Linked DNA regions of Homo sapiens: all the other regions are linked to region 1. The links are chromatin loops, found by intact Hi-C in ENCODE. Cell type or tissue: OCI-LY7. All regions are shown on one strand.

Region 1 (5,000 bases):
TTTCAAGAAGGGAAGTGAATTCACAAGATCCTTAATTCTTAAAACTAAAATGTTTTAAAATATTATATAGTCGTGTTCTTTTTCTGCTCTGCTTAGCATCAAAATAATTCATTTCCAACTTTTATATTAGTTTCTGGAGCACAATTTGGGGAGATTTTTTACTCTGCACAGCCTTTCAAATGTTCACAGTTGCTAGAGAACTGGAAAGTTAATAAATTAGCCCTAATAAGAGATTTCTTTACATCATATTTGATTTTCTCATCACTCCCTCCTAAGACAGCTGGAACTGCTCTATTGGGAATATAACTCATCCATAAAAAAGAATCATGACCCAAAACCACGGAAGAAAACACAACCAACCACGTTGCTCCATTTGCAATTTGGCTGTGAGAACCACTTTGGTTTGGGGGAAGCAGGAGGGTTTTGAGATAAGGTAGCCACAGGGCTGAATTCCAATTCTGTAACTACCTAGCTGTGACTTTGGGCAAGTCTACCTGTCAGAGATCCATTTCCTGAGACAGTACTATTAATACCCATAATATAACCAACAGTTACTGAGCCCCTACTCTCTGCCATGAACTTTGTATACCTGAACTCATTCAATTCTCACCATAACCCAATGAGGCAGGTACAATTTTTGTCCCTATTTTACAGCCAAGGAAACCAATGCAGAGAGAGGATATCTTGCCCAGTCACACAGCTGGAAAGAAGAGGAGCAGGACATGCAAGAACAAGTATTTTGATGATAGAGTCCATGAGCTTAATGTTTCTGAGTGTAAAAACATCAAGGAACATATTTGCTTGGTGCATTCAGAGAAGGAGGTCGATAAACGTTAGCCTCCTTCTGTCCCTGTGGTGACAATCTTCCTCCTACCTCTCACAGTGGCAAGCTCGCCGTCCACATGAGCCATGCGCTGCATGGCCGTAGCCCCCACACATATTGGCATGCTGACCCTCTGTCCTAAAACAGAAGTCGACAGATCTGTTTCAGCAACATTCCGGAGCATCCTTGGATACAGCTTCCATCTAGAATTAAAAAATAAAATAAAATAAAAGGCTTTAGAGTTTCAGAATCATAACCAAAACTTTGACATTACATTTTAGTTAAAAGAAAAAATATAATTGGATTTTTTCCAAACAAGCAAATGACTTCATAAAGCTAATGGAAAAGAGGCAATTTTACTGTTTGTTTGGTTAGAAAGTTAACAATTAGAGGATAATGAATTTCCCAAGCAATTATTTATTAAAGTATAACTAATACATAATAGTATTCACTCATTTTAGTCTGCAGTTTTGTGAATTTTGACAAATGCATACAGTGGTGTAACTGCCATGACAATCAAGATCTAGAAAAAGTTCAATCATTCCCAAAAAAGTCCCCATTTTCTTTTGCAGAGAAACTCTCCCCAGTTCAATCCCCTGACAACCACTGATGCATTTTTTCTTTGTCCTGATAATTTTGCTTTGCAAGAATATCATGTAAACAAAATCATTCAGTATGTAGCCTTTTGAGTTTGGCTTCTTTCACTTAACATAACGCATTAGAGATTTTCTCATGTTGTTGTACGTGTCAATAGTTTGTTCCTTTTGGTTGATGAATAATATTCCATCATACAGGGGTACTATCATTTGTCCAGTCATTCCCAAGCTAAAAGACATTTTGAATACTTACAGTTTGGGGGGAAATTCTAAATAAAGCCACTACAAACATTCACGTACAGGTTCTTGTGTGAACATAGTTTTCGTTTCACTTCCCCAATCTTGAAAATCAAGATGGTATACAAATGCATAGAGTTTAGATTAGAGTTTAAGAAGATATGCTATGTCTAGTTTGTCTTCTTTTTATGTGATAAACAGCAGCTTCAGGCAATTACTTTTAAAATTATAATTTGGTTTCTTCAAAATTATTTAGTTATATGCCATATTCATTAAAGTCTAATGATGAGGGAAGGTTTTTTATTAGTTTAATTTAACACTTTTCTCAAAAATGTTATTTGACAAAAACTGAAATTTGGGTGTTAAAAAGTTTTTGACTCCGGAAAATTATTTTAAATGAATGTTTCTGTGATTCTTCTGTGTTGGAATGAAAATTACCAATAAACCAGCAACCAAAAATTCACCAGTAAAATTTACAGAAGAACTAGTTCTCTTTCCTCCTGGCAAAATATATCTCTCCTATTTGTTTTGATTTATTATTCTCATTAGTACTGATTAAAATTGAAGAAAATACAGCCCTATTTCTAGTATGCATGAGTATAATAAACGTGTTGTTTAGGCACACATGCATATCTAACCAGCATTCACCTAGTATTTCCTAGATGTAACTCTACTTCCAGAAACAGCATGACTTTTTAGTAAATATAGTGAAGTATGATATAGTAATGCAGTAACTTAAAGAAAAAAAAAGAAGAAAAAGAAAAAGCCCTTAATCGAAGCGTGCTTCCTGTAGCGGAAGAAGAAATTCTGCCTTCTATTGCTTTGTGGAATAGCTAAGGGTCTGTAATCTAACCCTTCCTCACATAATAAAGTAAAAACATCCAGTCCCTGAAAAGCATAATAAAGAAGTTTTACTGTGTGATTTCTATGCTATTCCTTTGAACATTATAATTGTCATTATTTTATGCCACACCACATGCTCTGTTGCTGAAAGTCTTTTCTTCTTGACGGACCCTCACAGCATGATTCTTTGATCTCCATTTTGAAGGGGGAGAAGCAGAAGCCTTGAAGAGAGTTTTTATTACCAATCATCTCTAAGTGTGTTATTAGAATGAGAGAAAACGATCTTAATAGCAGCCATTGGCATGCCAGCCTTGGAAGGCATTAATATTTACTTAGAGCTAGAGAAACAATGAAAGCTTTATGACAAGAACAAGCAAATCTGCAGGGCAGCAGCCGTGTGTGTGTGTGTGTGTGTGTGTGTGTGTGTGTGTGTGTGTGTTCGCGCGCGCGCGCGCGCGTGCGTGCCAAAAGGGACATTTTTAAAGGTCAAATTCCCATTTATAAAGCAAAGCTGAATCCTTCCATCTCCAGACAGTGGCTTTACACTTGTCCACTTGGTGGCGCAGTCACTTTAGTAACTGCGGGCTCTTAATTTCCCTTAAACAGTATTTTCTGTTCTGAGGATAATACAGAGGCTTGTCAACCAATGCACAAAACGTAATTGCTACGTAAAATTAGATAAAATCAATGGAATGGGAACAGGCATGTTATCTAAAGAGTCCTCCATGTTTTGATATTTTTCAAATAGTAGTAACAACTATGTCAGATAGCTCACTAGCTTTCCAAGCCTTGCCCAACCCCACTCCAAATTTAAGTAAATTTCCCACAATCATACATAAAATAGCACCTCACTATATTCTCGGACTGTGCTTTCCTGGGCCTCCACTTTGGAAAAAGAATTGGTTCAACTGGCAAACAGTTGAACCAATTGAATAATAAACCGTTTTCAAAGGATAGAAAATGAGATGCCAGAGTAAAGGAAGCGGGGTAACGGGGAGAATCTGTTCACAGGAATTTTGGCCCACCCTCACATCTAACAGGGGCCTCAAATTTAACTTATAAAAAAATCAAATGATATATACACTCCTCACAAAGTAGCTGCCCTGTTGAAGGAAGACACCCATGCCTCACCCAGCTTTATAACTGCATGCTGTTTCTGAATCACACTAACTGGACATAGTGGATTCATGTTTTGTAAGTTGTGTAATCCTATAATACTGCATTCCAATTTTCTCCACATTAATTTTTTACTCTAAACAGTTAAAATATATAAAGCAAAAACACCTTATTCACCTATTGTGGATACTAGATAAATTATTTTGTGACATTTATGCCTATGAGAACACAATGTCACTGGTAACTTCATATCACTTCTCAAATATTAAAGTGAAAGAATGACATCACTTTTACCCATCTGTTATTTAAAAGAAAATGATGCCATCTTCAGTCTCAATAGGTAACGCAGCAGAAAAGAGTTTCCTTTTCTGAAATCATGAGGGCTTCTAAGTGTCGAAATTGTTTAATCATCTTCCATCATTGATAATTTCAGAAAAAAAAGCTACAACAACGTGAAGACCATAGTTGAGAAGGCTACTTTGAATAAATGTGTAAGAGAAACAAATTACTGTTCTTCGTTGAATTAATCCCAATCAATTCCAGCCATGCAAAATGTAGCAAGTTGACATTTACCCTGTTTTGTTATAACCACCGTAAGAAATTTTGTTCTGGGTGGTTCCATTTACTTGTCCTTTTAAACATTTTTTTCTACTGCCACAGTAATATTAGTCTGAAGTCTTACCCAAAAATATCTCCAAGCAACTGCTGGGTCACATGAGTGGTCCATGTCCCCAGAACTCCAAAATGTGATTATCAGAGCTGAGTACAGAGAAATAAAAGCTGTCACGGTGAATGACCTTTTGTTGTACTTGCGAGATGGGGAGGTGTATAAATTTCATAAATGTGTTTGAAATACTCTGGCTTTGTATCACAATGGGTTATCTGAGGTTTGATTGTTTTGCACTTTTCATTAGAATCAGAATGTGAAATTTCAGGTTGATTTCCTTCATGCCATCAACCCAAAGTCTCCACAACCCTGGCAGAATTTCTATTCTTAGTTTCACGTGACCAGCTACATGATGCAGTGTGAGGAATCAAGGTTCACCTAGCGAGTCATACAGCAAAAGAGGACACATTGCAAAATGTATTGCAATAAAAACTCAACTAGTTGATAATAAAATAGCATCAGCTGTCCTCCAAAGAAAGTTGATTGATTTTTTTTTTTAATTTAAAGCTGAACAAAAGAGAATGATCAAGGTTCATGGAAAAGGTGACACTGCAAATTCATTTTCATTATCTGTGTCCTATCCCTAAGTTACTCGGTACACACATAGGATGGGAATACTCACTTGAATACCATGTAATTCACATAAGGCATGAGGCACTTTTCCAGTTCATAACTTAGAAGTCACCAAGCCTTCTATGTCTCCCAAAGTTTCTACATT
Region 2 (5,000 bases), 790 kb after region 1:
CAGATAAATGAATTATGGTATATTCACACAAAGAAAGAATATGCAGCCATGAGAATAATCTATAACTAAATGAAAACTATGGATGAATCACTATAAATAAACATAATATTGAGCAAAGGAAGTCAGGTACACAAAAACTACATACTGTATGATTTAACCTATATAACACACAAAAACAGGCAAAACTAATTTATGCTATTTATTAGAAGTCAGGATAATGGGTTCCCTTGGAAGAAAAGCAACCAGCAGGGAGCCCAAGAGCCTTCTAGAGATTGGTTATATTTTGTTTCTTGATCTGGATATCATTTACTCAGACACGTTTATTTGGTGAAAATTCTTTGCACTGTGGACTTACGACGTGTACTTTTCTGTACGCCTGTTATACATCAGTTATAAGATTTTAAAATAATTAAAATATAAACTCTAGGACAATCAGGGTTAAAAAAAAGTAGCCTGAGACTCTGATTTATCTTTTCTTCTATTTTTCTGTCTCAATTGCCTGTTTTTTTATTGTTTCGATTAAAATCTTTATCAACAGACGTTATATAATTCTTTGAAAGGGTTTTGTCCTGTAGCTTTTGAATGTGTACTTTCATCATTATTGTGCATGTCTTTCAACATTTTTTCAAAAATAATTTCTGTACTCAGTAAAAATGTTCTCTTTGAAGTTTGGAAGTGAGTATCATTAACAGGCCTTTCATTCACACCTATTTCCTAACACAACTCTATCCGTTGAATGATAGCAAGCAAACCTTGTCTTCCTTTGCATGTGGGTGCTTGTGTTTTTTACCATCTGCCTTTCCCACTACCAGTTCTCTGCCTCTTATTAACAGGATGCATAACACAAATGACGATTTTTACAGGCAGTGAACATTATTGCTTAATATAGAGAAAGGGCAACAATCTGTTAGTTATTCAGTAGATTTCCTAAGCTAGCCCTGTTGTCTATTATGCAATCAGTGGAAACTTTTGGACATTTTAATATGTAGGTACCTGAATAAAGAGCACCGCTAATTTACCATTTGGTTCGTAGATGTTCACAGTACTGGGAACTCAAGTAACTTGAAAAACGTGACAGGTATTGTATTTCAAAGCTAGTTTACTTATCATGGCCCCTGTTGGCCAGATGCCTCTTGCAGGATTCAGCCCTTTGCTAGTAGACTTGTCCTAAGGAACTAGGGTAACCTAAGATATTTTTTATAGTTCAACAAGATTCCCCCAACATCCCTCCAAAGATTTACAGGAGAAAAATCAGGTTTCTGCTTTTTACAGTAAAGAAAGACAAATTCTTTCTTTCCCACAGACACTAAAGAATGACCTGATTGGCTATTTGAAATGACTGCGAATTGTTGGGTCCCATGAAGTATTTTATAGAAAGCTCTGCCAAACAATTTTTTAATTATTTAATTAAAAGAATCCCCTCTCTGATTTTTTTTTTTTAAAAAAAAAAGGTAATAAGAACTTGGGACAAAAATTTCATTATAAAAATGCTTAAGTGGCAATACCCTAAAAGAATGTGTCTCTAATATTGTAGTAAGATACGTTTTCTATCCAAAATATAATCGATTCACCTTATTAACTAACACAATATCAGCATTATAAAGTGGTTGTATGTGGCTTTCCTTAATAAACAATCCAATACATAAAAACCCTTGCTGGTCCCAGAAATCTTTTTTCCCCTGGAGATTTTTAAGCAATACTTTTTTCACTACTGTCATTCAGTAATTGAACTGTGTCAGCCAAATGAAAACTTTTATAAGCTTCTCAGAGGACAGTGCAGTGGTACTGTCTCCATTTATATAAATCGAGTAGGGCAGCTAACTTTCAGAAGGCTGGCAGTGGGCAGGGGTGCAAGTTACTTCATTGTTGAACCATTATTGCCATCTATTGGGCTCATCGTGCTATTGCATTGTGTGAGCCCTGAAAGATAGTAGTTAAATCAATTTAGAACTTTCGAACCATTTAGAACAACCTCGCTGACTTTTTACTTGAAAATCTTTTTTATATAACGGATATTTCTGGGTCTGACTGAAGCCCATAGCTATGGAAGAATGTAATGCTTCATACTGATATGAATATTTAACCTAGCAGAAATGTCCATTAATTCTTCAGGGGAAAAACAATTCATTTAAATGAGTGTATATTGGCTACATATGAAGCTGAATTATTTCTGATGGAGTTAGATTTCCAATCATGCTGATATTTAAGGACTTACCCATGTTATCCTGCCCTCTTAAAAATAATATCAGCATTTTCTACGATATGCACTTCGTTGTGATGACAATACATCCATCAAATAAGCTTGCAGACAAATCATAGGATAAAGTTGGCCCTTCACGATTTTTATGTAGTGACTTTGCTGCCAAAGCCCCAGAGTTCCTGCCCCAGCTCCTAACTTCTTTGACTTCTGCAAGGTCCTCTCTGGCCTTGGGAAAAATGTCAACACAAGATCACTGAGCTATGTGCTGGCCACGCATTGCATGGAAGAGTCGCGGCTTGGGAAAGGAGGGAAAGATGAAGGAGGGATAGATAGTATATCTGTTTTCGGGGTCATAGAGACCCTGAGAGAGTGTTTGTATATCAAAATAGAATACATGTACCATAGAAAGCAAACTGTATTAAATGCCAGCAAACTGTTTTCAATGCCACGTGTTTAAAAACATATAGAGAAAAAATATTGACACGCATTTTTTAATAGAATTTTGAAATTTTAAGTGCTATTTATTAACAAATCCAGTTTAGGAAAAAATCTATATTCAAAATGTCAGTATAATTTTCTATAACGAATAAAATTTAAATCCTTGAAAAAAATAATTTTAAACAGCCCAACTTCCAAGGAAATCTGTAATTGATTTTAGGTAAAATATGTGTTACAAATGCTGTAAAGCTAAATGTTGAAATGGTGACATGATGATCTGTTATTAAAATTTGACAGGAGAAGCTGATACGGAAAGTGACGACGACGATGATGATGATGACTGTAAAAAATCTTCAATGGATGAGGTGGGTACTTAGGGCTTCTGGTCCCTAAGGCATTCCACCACCCTGTACTCTCCTGGGTCTGTCTCATGGTCACTTTCTGCCATCTAGTGGCAAAAAGTAGATTTGTGCCTTCCAATTGCCAGCTTCAATTTTTGAGGCAATTAAATGGCTTATGAAATGTTCCACAATCCGGAGAAGATATGGCGTTTAGAAAAATGATCAGAACTGTGACATTCATTGCATTGTTTTAATTTTGGAACACTAGAGCTACCTATTTATATAAACTTAGGCATCCCGAGTAACTTGATTAGCTCAAAAATATTAATTGCACAGAACCTAGAAGAGAATCAGAAGCAGATCAACTGGAATTTTAGAATTTTGTCTTACCAAAAGTTTATACTGAAACAATCTGGGCAACAGAGAGAGACCTCACGCCTTTAAAAAAACAAGTTAAAATGAAAGATAAAACACATCCAGGTGCAGTGGTGTACACCTGTAGTTCCAGCTACTAGGGAGGCTGAGGCAGGAGGATGGCTTGAGTCCAAAAATTTGAAGCTGCAGTGAGCTATGATCACACCACTGTGCTCCAGCTTAGAAAACAGAGCAAGACACTGTCTCTCTTTAAAAATACGTATTTTAAAGTTTATATTGAATCTGCTTTCAAATTTGTTAGATATGTTCTGTCTCAACGCTTGTAGCTCTACAATTTAGTAAAAATGAAACAAAAAATAAGCTGCTCTTACTTGATGTCCTTCCTCTTAGAATTATTTTTTAATGTCTAAAGTTTTGCTTAATTATGTTCCCTCACTACATTTCAATTTTTGATTTCCAGGAGGAAAACAGCTTACCATGTCTGGCAAAGTATATGTTCCTGAGAATGATTTCAATTGTGTATAATTTCTGATCAGTGATTCTAAATAATTTTTAAACTCTCTTACTAATTGGATAGTCCATTTGCAAATGAATGTTTCCCAGTTAACATTTGACCCAAATATTACTACCAGAATTTTTAAAAGAAACTCATCTCCATGCATTCTCTCTTCTAAAAATGTGAGACAATATTAGATCACTCTACAGAGGCCCATTTTGTGCCAACACTGCATTATTGGTTTTCTTTTTCATTAAAAACTCTATCAAAGTAATATGTCATAGCTAATAATAGCAAAAGCAACATGAGATTGTAGTACCACTTGCCAGGCACTGTTCTAAGCTCCTTCACATAAATTAACTTATTTTTTAATCAAAAACCCCTATATGCTGTAGGAACTGATTTTATCCTAATTTTACAAATGAGTCAAGTGAGGCACAGAGCAATTAAGTAAGTTGCCCAAGGTTGCCCGGTTTCTAACTAGTGGACTTGGGATTCGAAATCAGGCAGGCTGGCTCTAGAACGCGAGCCATTAATCCCTGCACTATGCTTTCCTGCTTGTCTAAGACACATCAGGAGCCAAGAAGGGAGGGAGGGAAGAATGTTGATGAAGGAAAGCAGTTGTTTACCCACCCCTGCCCATTTCCACAAAGCAATCTTTTTATTATTATTATCAATTTTCCCTTCATTTGGTGGTCACCTACCTAACAATTTTCTTATTGTACAGTGAATTCTTAATTTACGAATCCGATGAGAACACATGGACACATAAAGGGACATGGGGCCTACCTGCGGGTGGAGGTGGGAGGAGGGAGAGGATCAGGAAAAATAACTAATGGATGCCAGGCTTAATACCCGGGTGACAAAATAATCTGCACAACAAACCCCAGTGACATAAGTTTATTTATATAAAAAAAAAAACCTGCACGTGTAGCCCTGAATTTAAAATAAATGTTAAAAAAAATTACTAACCTTAGACAACACCTATGGACACCCTGCAATGGAAGATGAGCTATAGCTCAGTGCTTCTCAAACTTTGATGGGCATTCCAATGACCTTAGTAAAATGCAGGATCTGAGTCTGAGGCCTGCAGAGGGGCTAAGATCAGGCATTTCTAAATGGAAAGGAGGGGGCAGGGGATAGGGAGTGA
Region 3 (5,000 bases), 370 kb after region 1:
AACTTTTTTCTTCTTTGATTAAAGAGGATTCCAATCATTGCTGCTTGTATACAATGTAAGTTACATACGCTAATGCCTCTTCAGTTTTTTAATTTTTTTAATTTTATTTTTTAACATACCCCTTCATTTATCTATATACAAATTGTGTCAGAAGACAAAATTATTTCTGTGTTTTTCAAATAAAAAATAGGGTCCCTTTTATTTTTCAAGGAATGATCTTCTTTATTAAATATTATATTATACCACAATATAACATCTAGACATTGGGAGGGATCTTTGAAGATGGTGGAAGACAGTCTTGATATAATAAGATTGAAGATGAAAATAGGCTAATAGAATTGCAACCGATTATACTGGGTGTACCCACTGCTATGCTGTGAGGTAGGGATCAATGACAAAGCTTTGTGTACTTCCAGAGATTGGAAATATCTATACAAAGAGAGGTAAGGAGTAGCCTTTCCTTGTAAAAGTAGAATTGATTCCATATTATATATCCTCTGTATGTCCCCGAAATAGAAGGTCTGCTCCCATGAGCAGCTTCTCAGAACATAAGAAGAGCATCTGGGCTGAAAAAATGTTTCTTGTTTCCTCCTTGTTACCTATTCTTTGTATAGATCCGGGGTTTCAACGTAAAGGTCATGATTTTATCTCCTCAGTCATTTGTTGCTGGGCACAATTTGCCTTTATGGCAAGTGTTGTTGCTAGTTCTTAAAACTACCAGAAGAGATACTTACCCTCCTGAGCAGACAGAAGCTCAGGAGTGCCACAAAGATGAATATAGATTTTAAAAGAAATTTAGGTAAGAAACTAGGGAAGTGATAAATCATGGCCCCCTGTTAAACAGAAAACTCATTAACTGGAATACTGCGTTCTAGTTAAGTGACATTTTACTATCCTTTTTTGTACATAGAGCATTACTTCTTTAATAAAAGGATTACAGAAGCACAATATAAAGAGGGTAATTTAAAAATCTCTAAACAGTGAAAATACTACTTTTTACGCTTTGAAATGGCTTTTTATGTCCAGTCCGAGTGACACTTTTCTTCCTTAGTAAAATCAGCAGGCACTTCCAGGTGGCTGAAATCCACCCTGTGCATTGTTGCTGAGAACATTTATAGCACATTGTTCAGATTAGAATAGCTGAGAACGACAGGGGGCTCTTCAAATGTGCCTCATCGAGTCCCAAATTGGAGATGTGTTTTTGTCATTTCAAAGTTTTGGCAGTAGGGTCTAGGATTCAAAGCAAACACCAGCTCCTGCAGAACACAAGCCTTAATTAATTTCCAGCAGGAAATGAGTGATTGCCAATAAGCCATGAATTAAAATGGAATGGTTCACCAAAAACCAGGTCCTCATCTCAAATGAATAGCATTTCTTGCTGTTTTCTTGAAAGATCATCTCAGACTAAGAAGTGAGCAAGCTCCTATGACAGCTCTCTGTCTGTAAGGGGGTAGTTGGTATGGACAAACACCAAACAGTAAGTCCTGGCCCAGTAAAAAATGGGGACCAAATCTGATGGACTCAAGGGCATTTTGTCAGTATCTCTATCATGTAGCCTGCAATTTTTATGGAGAATCTGTCTATTTTTCTGGCTTCATTATTTATCATGTTGTCATTAAGATTCAGTCTTGAGAAGGTCCTTAAAGGTCAGCTGTTTTCATCATTCAGTCAGTGCTTACAGTACACTGGGGCTACTTCTGCCAAAGGGGTGTCCAGTTGCTGCTTGAACTCCTCTTGTGGCCAGAAACTACCCCCTTCTAAGAGAAGCCTGTTTCATCTCTGAGCAGCTCAGCCAGTTTTCATTTTTTCTTAAAATTGAGCAAAAACGAATCCCCTGTTGCTTAAATCCATTGAGCCTGGTTTATCCCTGAGGGCCAAACACAATGAATCAAAAACCTTCTTCTGCTTGATAGCTCTTTAATAAAAGGGGAAGGCAGGTCTCACACTCCCCCTGAGGGGCCTCTTCTGTGGACAAACATCTCTGAGCTTTTCCTATCTTCTTTGAGAGTGCTTTGTGTGTGTGTGTGTGGGTGTGTCCACTTGCTCTTATGTAAATTCTAATTACTATTGTAATAATAAATAGCCAATACATACAGAATGCTTCCAGTGGGCCAGGCAGTGTTCTAAGTGCTCCCATAATCCTCACAACAACTGTATGAACTGGTTACTAGGATTATCCCATTTTACAGAGAAAAAATGAGGCACAGAGAGATTAAGAAACTTGCTCACCAGGATCTGAATCCACTATTCCACACTCTTAACCCCAGCACTATAAAGTTTCTCATGTCCTCATTTGTCTATTTCAGCCATACCTGTCCTGGAGACAAGAGCCATTGCTAGTTTTCTATGGGGAACTGACATTGCTATCATCTACTCCACACTGGCTATATGCTAGGAACTATAGATTAGTTGGTCTGATTAATCCTTTGAACAGTCAGCAATCATTGTTTTTGAGGATGTGTTGTTGTTATTGTTGTTTGGTCCAGCACTTCCCCATACTATCCCCATTAATCATTAATTATGTTGTTAATTAAGAACACCTGTACTTAACTCGTGGCCATTTATTCCTTTTCTAGAACTATTTATTGTCTATATTTTAGAGAACCTTAAATATGAAAATGGTTAATCCAGAATTTTTTGCTTGGGCCAAGCAAGCAAAATGCATTGCTGCTTTATGAAGAAGACCTTCTTTTGGTAAGAAGACAGTTTTTCATATTTTCATAGCCAGCAATTAAAACCACATGAGACAGGAAAACCTTCAAATTCTTTCTGAGCAAAATACTCTTCCTAGTGAGAAATGTGCTCAAAGTGGTTAAAGATAATGGGAAGCAGCAGAATTAGGATTTGAACTCGTGTGCTTCTGGGCCAAAACCATGGAGTTCCCATTTTGCAAACACACCTTGGGGTCTGTAACCAGGTGCGGCTCCCTGCAGGTGCCAACCACCTGTGGTAAAGGCATGATGAGTCCACTTCCTGTAAGGCTCAGCCCTGCTAGTCGCGACTAGCGCCCTCTAGTGGTCCAAGAGAAAGGGTAAGGTGAGTTCCGGTTTATGATTTGACTTGAGGCATTCGGAGGCTAAACATCCACAAGGTTAGTTCCCTGAACCCCTATAAACCTTGCTATTTATATCTCTTCCTCAACTCTGAGGCCCTCACCCTACATCGGCTGCAGTACAGATTCAGCCTTTAGCGACGGAATTATGTACTGAAACACTCATTTCTGTGCCGCTGCAGTGGTTAGCTTTGATTTTTATAGAGATGCACATGAGAAAACAGTCTGAGCCTGGAGAGTGACTTGTGGGCTGCTAAGGTAAATTGAACCCATGTGTGTGGTATCCTCATGATTGGGAGCAGCAGCAGATGGTGGGCTAGGATGCCTCCAGAAATGGGCTTCGGAAGCATAAAATAAGGACTTGTTCTCTTACATCTGCCTCTGTTGGGGTGTTTAAAGAATTGTTGGGATTAATGCATTTTTCATTTGAAGTTTAAACACTCTCAGAGGATGTTTAGCCGATGGACTATTCTCATTATAGAATGAATTGCTTCACTGGGTTGCACTTTGCAAAGATTGGCTGCAGGGAGTAAGTGATTTGTTGGAAAAGAAGGAGCAAAAAAGGGTGGAAAGAGCAAAGACTCAGTGTCTCAGACAAGTCTTCAACTTTTCCTCTCCATCCAAAATGAATTCATTATGACTGAGAGGTTCCAGTTGGACTCCTGGAGACATTTAGAAGTGCCCCAGAAATGCCACCTGCAGGTCAGTGGTCATGTCAAACTAGAATCTTCTGCACAAGTCAAATATAAGAAGGAAACTTGTTTCATTTGAGTCAGATTTACTTAAGTTTTGGATTGACTCCTAGATCGGCTTCTCACTTTGGGCAAGCTCCTTAATGTCTGCAATCCTTGTTATTTTCATCTGTAAAGTGGAGCTTGTGATGCTTACTTTGTGAGATGTCTTTGGAATCAAGCGAAGTAATGTCTGTAATGCGAATAGCCTAGTGCAGGCATACAACAGATGCCCCATCTAATGGGATTATATTAAAATTATTGTTGTTTTAATATTGGTTATGAAAATATTGCAAAGTGAATGAAGAACTCTCCTTTTACCCAATTTTTTTGTTCAATTTTGTACGTGAACAGTTTAAGGAATCTTTTAACGGAATTTTTAAAAACACTTGGAGGCGGTGACTCTTTAAAAGCTAAACCATGAAATGTTACCATCAGAAAAGAGCTGCTGCTGCCATTTACAAGCATTAACCAAATCCTCAAGAATTAAGCTAGAACTGAGCACATTCTTAACAAGGTGGTTTCGAGTTTTCAGATACATCTTTATTTCTTCAGCTCATTTGCAAATACTTATCTCTGATTTAAATCATTCAAATGACTTCAGGAACACAATGGAAGCAGAGCAGAACTAAGTGTTTCCAACTGTCAGGTCTGGTGAGGGATGATGTAAAACGGGACATTTAGCTGGCATCCTGCATAGTCTTTAAATAGAATTAACAAAAGCTTCCACGTTTCAATGGCTAAAGGTAGTGTTTATTGTAAAGGCAGCATGCCTGGAGACCTAAGAGTGGGAGTAGGGGGGTGGGCATGGGCACGTGTGGGTGCAGGCAGGGCATTCTGAGGGGTCAGTTGAAAGGCTCTGTCTCTGGATTCAGCTTTAACTGGTTCTAAAATAATGAAGCAGAAATGACTTTCCTTCTCTCTCTGGTGTCAGCTTCAAATGAATTATGGATACTGAACCTACAGAGGTAATGCTGATTAAATAATTGAACAATCCATTGATTAACTACAGATTGTCAATTGGAATAATCTGTCGACGACCTGACTGCCCACCTTTAGCATTTAGACAGTATTTTAATGTTAATGAGGTTTTGAACTTTTTGTGCTTTTGGTTTGGTGGGGGTTTTTTTTGTTAGTTTTTGAGGGTTTTTGGTGGGTTTTTTATTTTTGGTTCAGCACTTCCCCACCTAATCCCAATTAATCATTAATTATGTTGT

What was found. A loop is a pair of places that touch in the nucleus more often than their neighbours do. Peaks named below come from ENCODE experiments on the same cell type or tissue, not always from the same donor. Only the 100,000 strongest peaks of a DNase experiment are listed, where the experiment ranks them.
Region 2: a loop joins it to region 1, with 6 times the contacts of the local background. A loop is called at or near these places in 70 of 110 quality-filtered maps.
Region 3: a loop joins it to region 1, with 2.9 times the contacts of the local background. A loop is called at or near these places in 5 of 110 quality-filtered maps.

What each region holds. Positions count from the first base shown.
Region 1 is chr20:7,933,610-7,938,609 of GRCh38, forward strand. It overlaps HAO1 (hydroxyacid oxidase 1), which reads right to left. Exons shown (of 8, transcript NM_017545.3): 2 at 875-1,026. Among named protein-coding and RNA genes, the nearest start is that of HAO1, 4.3 kb to the right of the region's middle. RefSeq lists an enhancer at 1,766-1,815. In OCI-LY7, CTCF peaks have their summits at 3,057 (motif pointing right) and 3,259; DNase peaks (open chromatin) are centred at 1,732 and 3,052; H3K4me3 peaks cover 1,186 bases; H3K27ac peaks cover 921 bases.
Region 2 is chr20:8,719,419-8,724,418 of GRCh38, forward strand. PLCB1 (phospholipase C beta 1) reads left to right here. Exons shown (of 32, transcript NM_015192.4): 15 at 2,936-3,003. Among named protein-coding and RNA genes, the nearest start is that of RNU105B, 110 kb to the right of the region's middle. RefSeq lists silencers at 1,704-1,998, 3,000-3,049. In OCI-LY7, CTCF peaks have their summits at 1,881 (motif pointing left), 2,084, 3,102 (motif pointing left) and 3,301; DNase peaks (open chromatin) are centred at 1,863 and 3,063.
Region 3 is chr20:8,302,624-8,307,623 of GRCh38, forward strand. The region is part of intron 2 of PLCB1 (phospholipase C beta 1); the gene reads left to right. Among named protein-coding and RNA genes, the nearest start is that of PLCB1-IT1, 56 kb to the left of the region's middle. In OCI-LY7, CTCF peaks have their summits at 2,999 (motif pointing left) and 3,201; a DNase peak (open chromatin) is centred at 2,978.